2 separate regions of the Homo sapiens genome follow, and region 1 is linked to region 2. The links are chromatin contacts, found by Hi-C or POLR2A ChIA-PET in ENCODE. All regions are on one chromosome and are shown on one strand. The core of a region is the stretch at or near the end of the contact, and the rest is flanking DNA. Distances in the headings are between cores, read along the strand shown. Region 1 has its middle 38 kb from the start of LINC01080. Region 2 holds the start of LINC01080 (long intergenic non-protein coding RNA 1080).

Region 1 (3,224 bases), core at 104-2,603, 38 kb after region 2:
CCGTCTCACCACAAGAACCTTCTGTTTTGGCTGTCGTCCCTCTATCAGACTCAGGCTGTTCTTTATGGCCAACTGTGAGTTTAACGTGTCTGGTTTACATTCTGTTGGTAAAGTGTTTCTCTCAGTTCCAAGCTCCTTTCCTTCCATCCGATGGCTTGACTGCTTTGTATTCATGTTTGTTTTTTAAGAGGAGGTAGGATGGGTGGACGTTAGGGACCATAAAACAACTCTAGAAGTTTGCATTCACAAAATAGTGAAATTAATACTAATAAGGAGAAAGACAGGCACTGATAGTGCAGCAGAGAAAATCCAACAAGTAGGATCAGAGGTGTAAGGATGTGGTAGGTGATTAAATAACTCTGTCAGTGTGGAGTGGGCAGTAACTAACCATTTTATTTTTAATTTTTTTGGTGAATTAAGCAGAAGTTTTAATGACTATCCCTTTCTCATATTTGTGAGGTGTGGGCTGCTGTAAGCTATAGAACCATGGCAAAGGGCTTAATGGGGAGGAAAACAGTTTTAAAATTTCTCTTAGAACCCAGCCCACTGGAATTATGAAAGCAGCCTCAGTAAGTAAGATAGACTTGCATGCGTCCAGTTACAGAGGTGTAGGGAAAGGAATGACTCTAGTTACTGGAAACTAGTATTTGCATTGGACAACATTATTATTTGAATTGGATGGTGGAGGCAAAAGTACATCTTAACTTTATCAAACATGTTTCAGATGCAATTCTTAATTCCTCCACTTAAGGCCATTATGCTTGTGGATACAGGATGATAGTTAATACTTTTAAAACACATTTTAAAAAATTACCTTTAAGCTCCTCAAGTATTCTAAGGATATTCTTAAGCTCCTTAAGAATTCCAACAATAATTTGTTTGCAGGCCAAAGACTGACACCTGCTATATCCTATTGTTGATTATTTTACAAAAGTAATTTAGTTATAGAGGCTTCTATAAAAGCATGCCTCACTAATTTTGTGTGCCTAAAAGAATCAGAGAAACATGCTTAAGAAAATATTTTCCCTCCCCAGGGAGTAAAACAGGCTGGGCTGTGCCCATCTAACAAGGTAGCTTGCATTTTAAGGTTACATTCACTGGGATGAAAAAATATTTTAGTTCAGGTAATTTCTGAAGATTACTCAGTTAAAGGTAAATGAAATATCTTCCTCAGAATAAGAGGAGCTCAGCATTTAAGGGACCTGCTTTTCTAAGTTCTCCTTCCCTTCCATTTTTATCAGCTGGATTGAGAGTGGGTGGTTCTCACTGATCACCACCAAGGATAGCTCAGAGCGCTGAGCCTTTGCAGCTTAGTAACTTGCAGGAAGCGCTTCCCTGTTCACTCACAGGCACATCACGCTTCAATCTCCCCAGGGAGGGTGCACTCGAGGTTTGAGCGTGGGGGTGGAAATGGAGGCGTTTCCGTTCTATTTTGGTTTCTCCTACTGACTGGCTGCTCAGCTGTTCATGAGTCATCCTAACCTCAAAATCTGTCATTAAAACAGAAATAATGATACCTATTTTCTGTGCCTTACATGAATTGCATGAAGACATTATTCATATTTCTGAAATACATGTGAGAATTAGTCAAGGTTAGCTGTAAGAAAAAGTACAATGGAATTGTTTTTAATCCATGATAGCTATGCTTTTATCATTTAGATTTTGAGAATTCTCTGTACTGAAAAATGAAGAATGAGAAGAGATCCTAATAAGGATTAAATTTGACAAAACACTTATTTGATGAACTGGATTAAGATACATACAGTTTTTTTAAATATATGGCATAAGAATGTATTTATTCACATGTTCACTTAATAACATTTTATTGAACATCCCGGCATTGACTTAGACACTAGAATTACCACTATGACACAGAACCTCTCCTAAAGGAGACCACTAGAAACAAGACTACATGATTCTAGGTGACTGCATATGCAAATCTGGTGATATTTGAGAGATGTGCATTTTAATATCATCTATACCAGTGATTCTTAAAACAGAGATTAGGAACTTCGGAGAGAAAGAATTCAGCTTCATAGGAAGAAAAAAATCTACATTTATCGTGAATATGTTTTTCTACAGCTTATTTTATATTACTTAGTTGTTCTTTTTCTAAGCTTGTAAGTTTAATGTTTATATTTTACTCATTCATATTTAGAAATAAAAACATTAAAGACGTGAGTTTGTCTCTGGATACCATTTTGTCCATATTCTATATATTGCTTTTCCTATTTAGTGCTGTCAGTATTATGTAATAAATGCTCTATAATTGAAACTTTTATTAGGTGATCCTATTAACATTTCTAAATGATAACATGACTATGGTTTAGTTTTTGCTGTCAGCATCCAGCAAGCTTACATTAAGCAGATTTGTTTGCAATAGCAGTTTCTTTTGTCTTTCTCGTAAAGTGCAAGTTCCTCATGTGAATTGTTATATACTTGATCTCTGGCTAGGAAGAGTGTTTTACAGCAGCCCCATTTAATTCTTCCTGGTCCATCCATGCACAGGCTTCTACCACATTAAGCATCTTTACTACACACTCCTGTAACCAGACTTCTGCCAAACTGAGCAGTCTTTATAGCAGGCCCCTACAAACAATAAAAGCAAGTTTCTTTATTTGGGTTTGGAGAACAAAAATAGAAATGGAAGAAACTACCTGTTCCTTATTCTCTCATTCTAGGTCCAAGAGAAGATACCCTCACAAATTGGCATTCTCTCCTTGGGATAGATGGGAGAACTCTGTGTGTGATATTATTGAGCTGTCTTGGACTTGAGCTCAGTTATGTGGTTTCCTCTATTTCCTGTCCTGGGAAGAGATGAAAGAGTAGCCCTGAGCCTCTGTGCAGCAGCATCCAGACACCATGGCTAGAATCCCAAATTCTTAGCCTCAGTCTATGAGCTGGGCTTAGATCTTTGATTATGTTGCCCTTCCCTCCCAAACAGGGCTGCCTCCTCAGTGGTTCCTCTCTCCCAATCTTGTCACATGACATATGTGGTTCCTTTCTTAGTGCTTTATTTCTTCTACCAAACATCCGCTCAGAGAGAAGTAGGATTCTAATTATTATTGTCACAATGGTTTTAGCTCATTTAGTAGAAATAAAATTTATAAAATATTTATAAATAAATTTATTCTTTTAGCTAGCTCATGCTGACCAATATATAAGGTATTTTTTGATTCATGATAAATTTTGAGCCAAAACACACTTGCCATCTGAACCCTAAA
Region 2 (3,343 bases), core at 119-2,618:
GGAAAGGAATTCAGGTCAAGTATGTGAACTAGCAGTTTCAAAACATGACCACATACATGGTTTAGAACAAATATTAAAAACAAACTCTTTTTGCTGTCCTATTTACCAGAAGGTCTTTTCAGCAGTTTCTGTAAATTCTTACCTTGTTGCCAAAGAGTGATTTGAGGTTCAAAAGCAACTAGAGAATAGAGCTATTATTTCTTTGACTTTTCATTAATTCTGGGCCTTATGGTGACTGAACATCTTTCTTTCCAGAAGCTCAGAGACATTGTTTACTGAGCTGCTATGCTAATTTGTACTTTGGAACAAAGCTTGAGCTAGTACTTACTTCAGAGATGGTTCAAATGAATTGAGTAGAAGCAGTGGTACCCAGATCCTGTAGTTTTGGAGATTGCCAAAACCTCAACAACAAACTATTTGATGATTACTCTTAAATCTATACCTTTAGTCAATCTTTCTTCTGAATTCTAAATATATTAACTGTGCATAATATCCTCACCTAGAGGTTCCAGAGACACCTAAAATTCAACTTCTCCCATATGTATTTATAATATTCTACTCCAACCTGCTAACTCTTTGGTATTCTACATCTTGGTTAATGATTTACTTATCCACCTAGAAATCCCAGCCAGAAACCTGCCATCGCTGTTGATTCTTCCTCTTGTTCAGCATTTATACCCAATGAATCTCTCCTGACCATCAGTTCTACTTCCAGAAAGTCATTGAATCTGCCCGTTCTTCCAACCACTATCCTCATTTTCTCTCTCCTGGATTATTGTCATAGCTTCCTAATGGGTCTGCCTGTCTCCAGGGTAACCACTTTCCATTCCACCCACTGAACTGTGCCAGAGTGTGCTTTCTGAATAACAAATCTGATCTTGTCACTCACACAATTAAAATCCTCCAGTGGATCCCAGCCACTTACAGCATGAAAATTCAAACTCCAGAGCACAGCCACAAAGACTGTTTTTGATCTGGCTGCTAGGTCTTTCATCAGCAACCCAGGACAATCCTTCCTGAACTTCTCACAGTTTGGCCCCGCGTAATGCTCTCTTGTGTTTCTCCGGCTTTGCACGTGCAGTGTTCATGCCTGGAACAGCCTTTCTCTTTTCTACCCCCTAAACACCTACTCATCCTTCTAGATGTCGTTCAGTGGCACCTGTTCTGTGTAGCTCTTCCTATGCTCATCTGTGCATATTCTCAGTAGCAATCACATGCACATCCATATAATAGGTTTTACTTCATTGTATTTTAATTCTGTTTATATATTTGTTTCCCCCTCCTTTCTGTGAATTCATTTGAGCATTGTCTTTGTATTCCCAGCATCTAGCAGAGCGCCTGGCAGTAGAGTAGGGACTCAGTGCATGTTTGCTGAATATGAATGAATACCAAGGCAGCTGGTCTCAGTCAAACTGCAGCAACGCTGGGCATGCAGCTCAACATCCTCTGAGACTCTGTCCTCATTTTGCGAAATTAGGGACAACCAGACCTATCTTCCTGTCCTATCATAAGAATTAAAGAAGACATGGGAGTATTCCGTATACAGTAAGTTGATACTTGCATAAATATATTATATGTAAGATCATGTAATTATTGTGACCCATTACACAGTGAACAAGATATTTTTAAAAACTGATTTAGCAATACATATGGCACATAAGGACACTTCACAAAACAGACGTAGAATGTACCTGCCTTCTACTCTCATCCTGGTGAACTTATGCTCTAAAGTCTGGCTTCAGAGTTGGAGAGTCTCCCAAGCCTATCCTGTCTCCGCCCAAGCAGAACTTATCATGGTCCTCTCTAGGCTCCCTATATATCTGGTATATATTTCTCTTATATCTTGCACCACTGCATACAGTTTTTGTTTATGTGTTTGTCTTTTTCCCATTCTATTGGACCTCCTCAAGATGTTATCTAATTTTCCCAGAGCTGTTACTTCCCTTTTCTCAGTGATTACTCCTCTGCAAAGTGGGTCTCATTCAGATTCCCAGAACAAACTGAGGACAATATCCCACAGTTCCCCGGATTGTCCCTCCCCTGGATGAAGGGTATGGTGCTCTGGGAAGTACCCCAGGGTTCATGAGTTATTATCTGAATTCCCCTTGATGGCTGCCTAACTTGTGCTTCAGGCTCCAGGGTGTATTGGAGGTTTCCCAGGCATTTTGCAGCATGATTTATTTCAGAGCTTTAAATGGATGTGTTGTCCTTGCTTTCCCTCTCAGTATCAGCTCAAGTCTCTGTATGAGGCTTGGCACATTCTGTTTACTCCCCGGTTTACTCTTTGCTAATGTGCTGAGCTTTGCTCAGGAACCCTGAGCTATTCAGGGGCATATCTCCTGGACGACAACCAACAGCCTTCCTGGATCTCCTCCCATTCCTCCGCTCCTCTGCTCTCCTTCCTTCACTTCCTCCTCTGCCTTTTTTTCCCTCCTCCTCTTTCTATACTAAAATAGTTTTTTAAAAGCAGCCAATTGTCTTTGAAGATTTGCTCAGTGCCAGGCCTTGTGCCAAGTGCTGTACATGCATTATATCATTTTTCTTTGCAATAAATCTATGAGGAATTCCTATCAATGTCCTTTTTAAAAAAAAAAAAAAAAGATAGGACACTAAAGCTTAGAGAGATAACCTGACTTGGCAGACATTTCAAACCAATTGGGTCTGCTTGAGTCTAAAACTCTTGCTCTTGATCCAGATGATATTGTGCCTCTGAGTCATCACTGACCCCACCTCTGTCACGCTTTTCTGACTCCCACACTTTCCTCTGAGGCCTCTGCCCTACCACTGGTGGCACAGTTTTGCCTGCCTGTGACTTGGAGGTTTATGGTCAGCTGCACATCCATGGTCAACCCCCATTGCATCTGCTGTATGATCTCCATCTACCTCCTTAGTCTGCCTTTCTTTAAGTACCACATCTTGTTACCCTCACCTCCTGACACATAAAAAGTTAGGAACTGTGACTTCTTTACTTTATAGTCCTAAATTGTCCCGCAAGTGGACCCCAAACAAATCTGTTTAACAAATAAATATATGGCTGGGCACGGTGGCTCACGCCTGTAATCCCAGCACTTTGGGAGGCCGAGGTGGGCAGATCACCTGAGGTCAGGAGTTCGAGACCAGCCTCAACATGGAGAAACCCCATCTCTACTAAAAATACAAAATTAGCTGGGCGTGGTGGTGTATGCCTGTAATCCCAGCTACTCAGGAGGCTGAGGTAGGAGAATTGCTTGAACCTGGGAGGCGGAGGTTGTGGTGAGCCGAGATCGCACCATTGCACTCCAGCCTGGGCAACGAGAGTGAAACTCCGTCTCCAAAAAAAAAAAAAAAAAAAAAAAAAAAACAA

Evidence for each region. Hi-C counts contacts between places; a loop is a spot of excess contacts on that map. ChIA-PET counts read pairs that join two places held with the same protein, here RNA polymerase II (POLR2A). Pooled maps may share reads with other maps.
Region 1: a pooled map shows a loop between it and region 2 (2.3-fold over the local background). The contact joins the enhancer-like site here to the promoter of LINC01080 in region 2. A Hi-C loop is called at or near these places in 1 of 168 maps with a recorded cell type or tissue (endothelial cell of hepatic sinusoid) and 4 of 50 pooled maps. POLR2A ChIA-PET finds 5 or more read pairs at or near these places in 2 of 52 experiments (A673 and GM12878).

What each region holds. Positions count from the first base shown.
Region 1 is chr13:80,047,603-80,050,826 of GRCh38, forward strand. No RefSeq gene overlaps it. Among named protein-coding and RNA genes, the nearest start is that of LINC01080, 38 kb to the left of the region's middle. RefSeq lists an enhancer at 1,337-1,586. Within about 2 kb of position 1,354, at least 13 of the 41 ENCODE cell types and tissues checked have a DNase peak (open chromatin) inside an H3K27ac peak, as active enhancers do; they include GM12878, where a contact is called at or near this core.
Region 2 is chr13:80,009,709-80,013,051 of GRCh38, forward strand. It overlaps LINC01080 (long intergenic non-protein coding RNA 1080), which reads left to right and starts at 1,369. Exons shown (of 2, transcript NR_104138.1): 1 at 1,369-1,545.